Linked DNA regions of Homo sapiens: region 2 is linked to region 1. Evidence: chromatin contacts called from ENCODE Hi-C or POLR2A ChIA-PET data. All regions are on one chromosome and are shown on one strand. The core of a region is the stretch at or near the end of the contact, and the rest is flanking DNA. Distances in the headings are between cores, read along the strand shown. Region 1 overlaps FAM107A (family with sequence similarity 107 member A). Region 2 holds the start of PTPRG (protein tyrosine phosphatase receptor type G).

What was found. Hi-C counts contacts between places; a loop is a spot of excess contacts on that map. ChIA-PET counts read pairs that join two places held with the same protein, here RNA polymerase II (POLR2A).
Region 2: a map of endothelial cell of umbilical vein shows a loop between it and region 1 (5-fold over the local background). The contact joins the promoter of PTPRG here to the enhancer-like site in region 1. A Hi-C loop is called at or near these places in 1 of 168 maps with a recorded cell type or tissue (endothelial cell of umbilical vein). POLR2A ChIA-PET finds 5 or more read pairs at or near these places in 1 of 52 experiments (BJ).

What each region holds. Positions count from the first base shown.
Region 1 is chr3:58,562,405-58,567,084 of GRCh38, reverse strand. FAM107A (family with sequence similarity 107 member A) reads left to right here. Exons shown (of 4, transcript NM_001076778.3): 4 at 390-2,968. The coding sequence ends at 497. All of the region lies in intron 1 of LOC107984079 (a long non-coding RNA gene), which reads right to left. Among named protein-coding and RNA genes, the nearest start is that of FAM107A, 13 kb to the left of the region's middle. RefSeq lists enhancers at 340-863, 864-1,388, 3,788-4,680. Within about 2 kb of position 2,189, at least 2 of the 41 ENCODE cell types and tissues checked have a DNase peak (open chromatin) inside an H3K27ac peak, as active enhancers do; they include endothelial cell of umbilical vein, where a contact is called at or near this core.
Region 2 is chr3:61,559,484-61,564,163 of GRCh38, reverse strand. It overlaps PTPRG (protein tyrosine phosphatase receptor type G), which reads right to left and starts at 2,593. Exons shown (of 30, transcript NM_002841.4): 1 at 1,792-2,593. The coding sequence starts at 1,876. RefSeq lists an enhancer at 3,816-4,491.

The sequences.
Region 1 (4,680 bases), core at 940-3,439:
TCCACTCCTGGCCTGAGTCCTCCCTCTGCCATTCACTTTGCTAGGTCCTTAGGGCGAGTGGCTTCCCTGAACCTCAGCTTCCTCACTGGCCCAGTGTACTGCATGCTGATTCTGATTTCATTCTTATAACTGTCTTGTGAGCCAGGTGGCATTCCCATTTTAGAGATGGGGAAGCTGAGGCCCAGAGGGGGTGAGTGATTTGAACCAGGCTGCACAAGGAGAACTCAGTCTCATGCTCTGTGCCCCAGCTACCAGGCTGATAGCAAAACTCATCCCCAGGTTGGTTCTGTTTCCCCACTGAGTGGGCCCTTGGTCCAAACTCCACAGGTTTTCAGAGTAGGAATCCCCCTAGCTCCACCCACTTCACTCTCTGCTTCTCCCTCCTTCAGCTGGAAAAACCACCAGAGAAGGAAGAGGATCACGCCCCCGAGTTTATTAAAGTCAGGGAAAACCTGCGGAGAATTGCCACACTGACCAGCGAAGAGAGAGAGCTGTAGGGCCAGCTGCCGGGCTCAGGCCACTGCCCACCCTGGCCTGGACAGCCTCCTTCAGCCCTTCTGTACCTGGCAGCCCTGGGCCCCAGGCCCTGGGACGTCTGTGATGTTCCCACCTGCTTCTGTAGAAATGTGTCACCCCAGAGGGCCTGGCTCTCCCTGGGAGGCTGGGGCCCCTAAGCTCCTAGGTTTTCCTTCCAAGCACCCAGCCCTCCTGCTCCAAGAGGGATAACCTGCACCCCTCCCTGCAAGGGGTTCAGAGCCCAGCACAGGAGCTTTCTCTGGCAGAATTGAGGAGGAAGAGGTGGCCCTCTGACTTGACAAGCCTTCTGTTCTGCCCAGGCCTTCCCACCAGGAATCTCCGAGGCTCCCCAGGGCCCCGCTTCTCCGTACACCCCAGCTCCTAGGTCTCAGAGAACTCCCCCACCTGTGGTTTTACCTGCAGCCAGCAGAGCTTAGCTTCAAGGACACCTGCCTTCAAAGCCACTGAGGGGAGGAAGGGCAGGGCAGACTGCAGATGGCCTTGTTGCTGGCATCCCGGCCAGGTGGGCGGGGACTAACAAAGACAGCTGTTTAGGGTCTTCTCCCCTCACCCATGCTTTCATCATCCCCTCCGCACAGCCTCCCCGTCCAGGCCTTCTAACCACACCTACCCAGGGCTGCCGCATTCCTGCACTCAGAAGTCTGCAGCGGTGCCTCACAAACTTGATTGTGCATAAAAATCACTGGGGATCTTGTTAATACAGCTTCTAACTCAATAGATCTGGGAGATCCTGCATTTCTAACAAGCTCCCAGGTAAGGCGGAGGCTGCTGGTGTGAGGACCATGCTGTGAGCAGCAGGGCGAGAGTGCCCAGGGCTGATATATATTGGAAATATCACCCCTGAAGCCATCGCTGGCCCCCACCTCCTGTGGACTGATGCCCCAGGGATTCCCACCCCACTTCTGCAACCCCAGGTATCCTTCATTATCCACCCCATCCCAGACTCCCACCCCAGGGATTGCCCGTGAAGACTTTGGCCTAGCAAATTGTGTTGGTTATGTGAGTGTTGTTTTAATCAGAGATGTACATGATTGCCAATCTGCATTTCTTACCAGTGTGACCACACTGTTACGATGCAATTCTAGCCAAAAAAAAAAAAAAAAAAAAAAAAATTTTTTTTTTTTACTTTTTCCTAGTCTTATGGAAAGCAAATATACAATGATTTTCAGTAGGCTTCTGGAATAGAAACAGTGGTTTGAAGACCCCACTGCCACCTTTATGGACTGGCCCCTTTGAGTCTGAATCCCCGGCCTCTGTCACCTGAGACCCAACCCCTAGCTGGGCCAACTCCAGTGAATTCACCCATTTTTCTTCTTCAGAAGGCCTTTCCTGTGTGAGACCCACATATTTTAACCTTTTGCTCCTATCCCATTTTTAAAGAATTAGAGAATAAACCAGGCCTGTTTCTTTTCCCCTGAAATCCCTGCCTCTGGCTTCCTAAACCCATCATCTAAGGTGACAGAGCAGTGCTGGAATAGCATCTCCTTTCACTTTCCCAAAACTGCCACAGATAGCTGCCACTGGCATGCTCTTTGATTCCTGGAAGCAAACGTGGGACTGTCGGAGGAAAGGGATTGTTCTGGTCTTACTCATAACTGGGTGGTTTGAGGGTGACTGAAGTCGTGCTTTTCCTGTGTGTGCTGCCAGCACAGGGCTGTAAATGCAGATATTGCGCCTGTGTGCGTGTGTATAAGTCAAGCTCCAAGAGGCTCCTGAATGTGACTGGCGTGCTGAGAATGTGTTTACGCTGTTTAATGTCTGCCAGGTGAGGGTTACACTGAAGATGCACAATCCCTAAAATAAAGATCACCACTTCCCCAAAGAAGCAGCCCTCGGGTCCATGTGTTGTTCAGACATGTGAAGAGAAGCAAGACAGAGGGTCTCAGATGGACGAGGGCTCTCCAAGGGAATGCCTGGGGATTCACCCAGTGGTCCCCAGAGGTGCTCCATGGAGGCAACAAGTCATTCCATGAAGCCCCAGAGGTAGAAGGGACCTCAAGCACCACGCCCTCCAGGGCAGCCGTGCAGACGACCTTGGTTCACTTTTCAGGGGTCGTCCCAACTCTGTATCTCCAGCCACTCCAACTGTGGAGGCTGTAAATCCAGATTTTCACTGTTCCAGTCTCCTTTGCAGCTTAGGATGGCTATGTGATCAGGTGTGGCCAATGAAATTGAAGAGGAAGTCTACCTGGGCTTCTGGGAAAGCTTTTCCAATAAAAGACACAGGCATGGCTAACACCTCCCTGGGCCTCTTCTTCCTACCTTGATTGAGGGTGTGATGCCTGGAGCCACAGCAGCCACTTTGCTACCATGACAAAAAGGCCAAGAGAATCACAGAGTCATTGACCCTATCATTATTTCACCAAGCCAATACCAGCCGCCATCCTTCTCCAGAATTCTTGTAAATAAAATAAATCCCTCTTTGTTTAAACCATTGTTGGTCAGTCTCTGTTACTTGCAACCAAAATCATCCCTAACTGACACAGAAGGCCAGTCCCTGCCTGTCCAAAATTACCTGCAGGCTGTGCTAAAAATCCAGATTCAACTTTCCCATCAGAAGCCTATTGGATCAGGATCCCCAGCTGCAATGCCTGGGATCTGTTTTTCTGCACCTTCCCCATATAGCCTACCTAGCATGAGTCTGAAAACTGGTACTTGGACATGACTAAAGCACACATCATTCAACAAATATTTATCGAGTTCCTGCTCCATGCCAGGATGCATGCCATAGGCTGGGACACAGTAGAGAACAAAGGTGCAGTGCCTCCCCCTCATCTGATGACTGCAGTGGTCTCCTCCCAACTGGTCTCCCCTACTGGCCTTGTCCCTACACCCTGTTCTCAACAGAGGAGCCAAAATGATCTTCCTCCAGTCTAAGGCAGAACTTGCGACTCTGCACAGAGCCCTCCCTGGGCTCCCAGTGGAGTCTCTCCTGCATTCCAGGTGGTCCTGCGAGTCCAGCTCCCTCTTAGCCTCCGACCTCCTTCCTGCACTCTCCCACTTGCTCACACAGTCCCAGTTGTGCTGGCCTCCTACCCTCTCCAGGCATGCCCCATCTCCATGCCTTTCCACCTGCTCTTCCCCAGCCAGGAGTATCCTTCCCTCCAAGAGCCTCGCGGCCCACTCCCTTGCTTTCTTCAGGTCTTTTATCACACTTCTTCTAAATGAGGTCCCCTTTAGCCACCCCATCTAAAATCTCAACTTCTGCAGTCTTCCTCTGCCTGCCTTGCCTTCTTTTTCCCCCTTACTGTTTATCACCATTGAACATATTCTATATTTTACTGATTTGTCTCGTGTGTCCCTCCTAATGATAATGTCAGCTCCATGAGGGCAAAGATTCTTGTCTATCTTGTTTACTCTGAATCCCTAGTGCACAAGGCCTAGAGAAGATGCTCAGGAAGTGTTTGTCGAATGAAAGAATGAGAAACCCCTTCTCCCTCTGCAATACACCTAGCCTTCTCCCAGGTCCAGCCCATAGCAACCAGAGAAGGCCCTACCTGCCTCCTTCCTCCACGGTTTCCACCCTGACCCACAGATATCCATTTGCTGGGAAGCCCTCATCTGCCCACTTGGGCATTCATCAATATACCTGGGCCTCACTGGCATCATGCTGGCAGGACCCGCATCAGAGCCGCATGGCTCCTGCACACCACAGGAGTGTCTAGAGAGTCAGATCATCCCTGAAGGCTGATGATGAGGCCATCACTCAAGCCTGGAGACCATGGAGAAGCAAAAGGCTGCTGCAGCAGCTCTGACTTCAGACCTCTCCCTAAACAGGGAGCCAAGACAGCAACCCCCGTTCTTGCGGGGGCCACACTCTCTCGGGTCCTGGTTTGGGTTTGCAGAATGCCCCTGTCAATGGCAAACCAGCACTAAACACAAAACCTGGGAGAGAGGGCTGACCTTAGGATGTGAAGGGACCCTCCAACCCTGGTCCTGCAGCGTGTGTGTCACAAGAGTCCTCACACCACAGGAGATTTGGCAGGGCAGCCTCACCACACTTGAGATTATACTGACTCCAAACCCTGTGAGGGTGGGACCCTGTCTGATTCTGCTCACCTTTATCCAGGGCCCTGAAAATAGTTAGGCACCCCGGAAAGTTGTGAATGGATGTCAGTAATGATCACTTTCACTCATATCTGT
Region 2 (4,680 bases), core at 1,344-3,843, 3.0 Mb before region 1:
GCAGTGATCTTTTAGTGAATGAAGGCAGCTGTTTCTAAGGGGAGATGTCCCCATGGCCTACACTACCGTAGAGGCCGTAGAGGCAGGACTCCAGTGGGCAAACCCCAGGCCCCAGTGTCCTACCGTAGAGGCAGGACTCCAGTGGGCAAACCCCAGGGTGAGTGTGGACGCACGTCCTAGCTCGGCCTCCGAGCTGCGTTTCTGGGCTGGAGCTCCGTGCCGCTCCGCGGGCAGGAGGATGCGCAGAGAGAAAAGGGGGTGCAGAATACCAGACGGTGTTTTCCCTTTCTGCCCCTCGAGGCCATCCCCGATTCTGCAAAGGGGGCATTCGCTGCCAGTCCCCCGAGGGGATCCCCAAGGGCGACGAGGGCTCCCGCGCGCCCTGCTCCGGGTCGCACGACGGGACTAAGGGACCCGCTGCACCAAAAACGGGCGCTCCAGCCGCCCGAGGACAGGCGTCTGTAACCAGGCAGAGCGGAGACCTCGGGGCACATTCCTCTTTTTCTTGATTCAGATAACCTCCACCTCCGGGTATGCAGGAGTTGATGGATGAGAGGGCAGAAAAACGGGGAATTCTCTGTCCTTAGGGGAGCGAGGGATGAAAAGCAAATCACCCCTTCTTCCAGCCCTTCCCCGGGCTAGGGCAGGACTTGGCCTCCACCCCAAGGGACAGCTACGAGGGAGCTCGGGGCTGCTGCCCGGGGGACCTGCAAGAGAGGAGAGGGAGGCAGCTGGCCTCTGCCCTCCCCAGGGGAGAGAGGAGGGGGAACTGCCAGCTGAGAGCTGGAAGTGGAGGGTCGCCGAGCCGCACACCGTTACGTGCGGTGATTTATTCTTATCAACGGCCAGTATTGTTCCTGTCTTAACCTGGCCAGAAAGGAGCGAGACTGGGTCTGCCAGCCGCGAACAGCCTGCAAAAGGGCAAAGATGAAGGTAGGCAGGGCGCGCGAGACAGGAAAAAAATCAGCCCCGGCGCGAACAGCAACCCGGCCGCCGAAACCGCCCCGGCCGCCGAAACCGCCCCCGCCCCCTCCCCGCGTCCAGACCCAGGCAATCCAATCGAGCAGAGCAGCGGAGGGAAAGGGCCACGGGCCGGGGCTAGGGGAGACACGGATCTCTCCGAAACCGCCTGCGCCCTGCCGTCTCACTGCGCCCAAGGAGGCTGCCTCACGCCGGCACCGAAGTGCTGCCCGCGCCCCAGCCCCCAGAGAGAGGGAGGACGCCCCCGACCCAGAACGCAGGCTGCTCCCCACACATCCTCAGTCCTCCGCAGCCAGCCTCCGACTTCCATTCCCCGAAACCTAGCCCTCCCAAAGGGATGGAGAACAGCAAAGCAAACCCCCACCTTCTGAGTTCCTTCAATACCCGCCAGAGCGAGGGGGCTCATCCCGGGCCCCCCAAACCCACAGAAGCATCCTTTCCATGGCCTCAGTCTCCCCAACCGCCCCACAACTCGAGTTCTCCCGATCGGCGACGAGTCAGCAAAGCAAGTCCCCCTTTCTCCCGATTCCAGCTCCCCAGGACCCCCAAAAGGGAGCGGGAGCAGACCCCCGCGTCCCCCAGCCCCCTCCCCGGCCAGCCCCTGCCTCCACCTTCCTCGACCACTAGCCTGCCTCCCTAAACATCATCCAAGCCAGCGGAGCAATCCTTTTCTCCTATCCGGGCGCCGGGCCACCCTCCACCCTCTCCAGGGTCTCCCGGACGGGCGCCGGAGCTCCGCGCCCAGGCGACAACTCCGCATCCCCAACGCGCGCCGGCCGGGGCCGCATCCCCTCGGCGGCCGGCACTCACCGGGGAAGCACACGACATAATGGAGCACGGAACTGGTGATTTTCAGGAACAAAATCCACCAACACGGTTCCAGTAACCTCCGCATGTCCGAAAACGCACATCGAAAAGAGGAAAGCAGGGAGGTAAACTTGTTGAATAAGTTCTTGCCTCCGTGCGAGCCTCCGCTAAGCCGGGGCGCTTCCCCGGCTCGCCCGCTCCACGGGCCCCCCGCGCTCGGCGGCCCGAGTCCCCTTGGAATCCGGGAAGCCGCCGAGCGCCCCCCGGAAAATCTCAAAAAGTGACCGGGAACGCAGAGCCACGCTGGGGACGATCCTCTCGGCGGAGAAAGGCTGCTTTCCGTTTAAAAAGGAGAGAGCCGATCGGGCAGGGCGCGGAGTCGGCGGCCGGCGGCGATGCCCCGGGCCTGGGGCAGGCAGGGACCGCGGGCGGCGGCGGCGAGCAGCCGAGGATCCCCAACTTGAGTCGGCAGCGCAGCACAGCCCGAGAGCCGGCGGGCGGCGGCGGGGCTGAGCGCGGCGCGGCGTCTCCGGGCTTCAGGCAGGCAGCTCCTTCCAGGGCCCCGGGAAGGAAGGAGGCATGTTTGCGAGAGGGGAAGGGGAGGGGAGAGGCAGGGGGAGCGGAGAGCCCCCCAAAATAGAAACGGCCGGAGGAAACGGAGGAAAACACAAAGGATCTCAGAGGGGCGCTGGGGCGAGGGCGCCTTCAGTCCATGCTCCTGAAAGTTGTGGCTCCGGCGCAGGCTGGGAAGGAACGAAGAGCGCGGGGCTGGAAACTGGCCATGCCTCCATACAGGAAGTAACATGTGAGCATGGATCCTGGCAGAGACTTTAAAGCCGGCGAGCGAAGGAGCGAGCGAACAGGGGGCGCGCGGTGGCGGCGGGGGCGCGCAGCCCGGGCCAGCTGGCGGCGGGCGCGCGCTCTCCGCGTTCTTAAAGCAGCCGCGCTTGGCTCCCGCCTTGCGCTGGGTCCCTCGGCTCTGCTCTCTCCGCGCGGCCTCTACTGGGACAGTTTGGGGACTGGGGGCGATTGTAGCCCGTGCGCGGAGAGAGGAGGGAGGCTGCCTTCTGGGGCCGGCTTGTTTTTTGCTGGATTCCCGTTGTTCGAGCTCTTAAAAGACGCCGCACGGTGCTCGGGTTTGGCGAGATCCTCCGCGCAGCTCGCGGATCCCGGACTTGAGGGGCCCCTCGCCCTGGCGAGGGGAAAGGGGGAGGGCGGACAGCTGCCTTTTTAAAGCGATGGGGTTTTCTGTTCGGCTTCACTGCCCTGGCATTTGCAGCGGTGAGGCTCACCGTCTGCGGCTCCTGTTCGCGCCTCCAACACAGCGCATTCCCCCGCCGGGAAACAAAGCCGAGCGGCCTTTGCACTCCGGCTACATTGAGATTTAATTTTTTTTTTTTTTCTTTTTCGGGCTTTCATTGGCCCAGTCCAAGGCTGGGGAAAGTGGGGGAGGGGAGGAATGTCGATCCCAGGATTGCGAAATCTAGCCCTTCCGAGCCCCGCATCCCCTTTCCCGGCGCCACGATGGATCGGTGGCGGAGTTTCCCCAACTCGCAGCTTCTCTGGAGAAGGTTCCCGCACCCCGGTTTGGCCGCGGGGAGGGCGCAGGAAGTGCGCCTCTTACACCCTGCAGGGTGAAAGCAGCGCCGCGGGGCCGGACTGATTTCCTGGCAGCTACCCGGGGAGCGGCTGCTTCTTTAGCAATCGGGGAGAGGCGTCCGGGGGAAATGGGAGGACTAGGCTTATCTGTAATGAGTTTTGTCCCTTGGCTCTCGGTAAGAAGATCTTTATCGCTTAGACTTCTAAGCGCCCTATTTTACATTCTTAACGCTGGGGCTAAAAGTGGGGGAGGCGGGCTTTCGAGTAAATGTGTAACTGAGCCAAGGTAATTAGCCGTTTGACATTTTTTGCCTAATTTTTCTGCCTGTGTTTCAAAGCGATCTTGACGTGGGATTGTTTTGTTTTGTTTTGAGACGGAGTCTCGCTCCGTCGCCCAGGCTGGAGTACAGTGGCTCGATTTCGGCTCACTACAACCTTCGCCTCCCGGGTTCGGGCGATTCTCCTGCCTCAGCCTCCCGAGTAGCTGGGACTACAGGCGCCCGCCACCACGCCCGGCTGATTATTTTTTTGGTGGTTTTTTTTGTTTGTTTTTTGTTTTATTTTGGTTTTTTTTGTAGAGGCGGGGTTTCACCGTTTTGGCAAGGCTGGTCTCGAACTCCTGACCTTGTGATCCGCCTGCCTCAGCCTCCCAAAGTGCTGAGATTACAGGCGTGAGCCACCGCGCATGGTTCTTGTGTTTTAAACGTGTCCCTGCTGTTTCATCCCAACACGGCAGGGTCCTCCACCCACCCAAACATCCCAACCGGATGCTAGGTTTTCAAATAAAGTACAGATGGTCGGAGATCCTCCCGTTCGATGTGATTAAGGAAGCATTTTCACACCCACACTTCCAAAAGAAAAACCTTTGAAAAGTTACGTATGGGATTACAAACTAATAAAAGCCAGGAAGTTCCTGGGGAGGGCCCTAGCTCTATCTTTAGCAGAACGGGGGTGAACACCCTCCCCCAGGGTGGGGAATGAGGCGAGTTTGTTTGCTTTGGAATGTGGTCCTTCCTGGTTTTATTGGAATCCTGACTTCTTTATAAAGGATTGCGAGGGCCATTTTTCTTGGAAGTGTTGTAATGAGGGATATTCGTTCCTCAAGTTAGATTACCCCAGCATCCCTGACTACCTTCTTAATGTCGAGTGATAAAATAGGAAAAACTCGTCAAATACTTGTGTCAGCGTCCTCAGGTGAGGTTTCCTCCTCTGTGAAATGGACAGTAAAAGCTGTCCTTTGTGGAATGCTTACTGTCTACCAGGCATTGTGCTGAATTCATGCCATAAACTGCT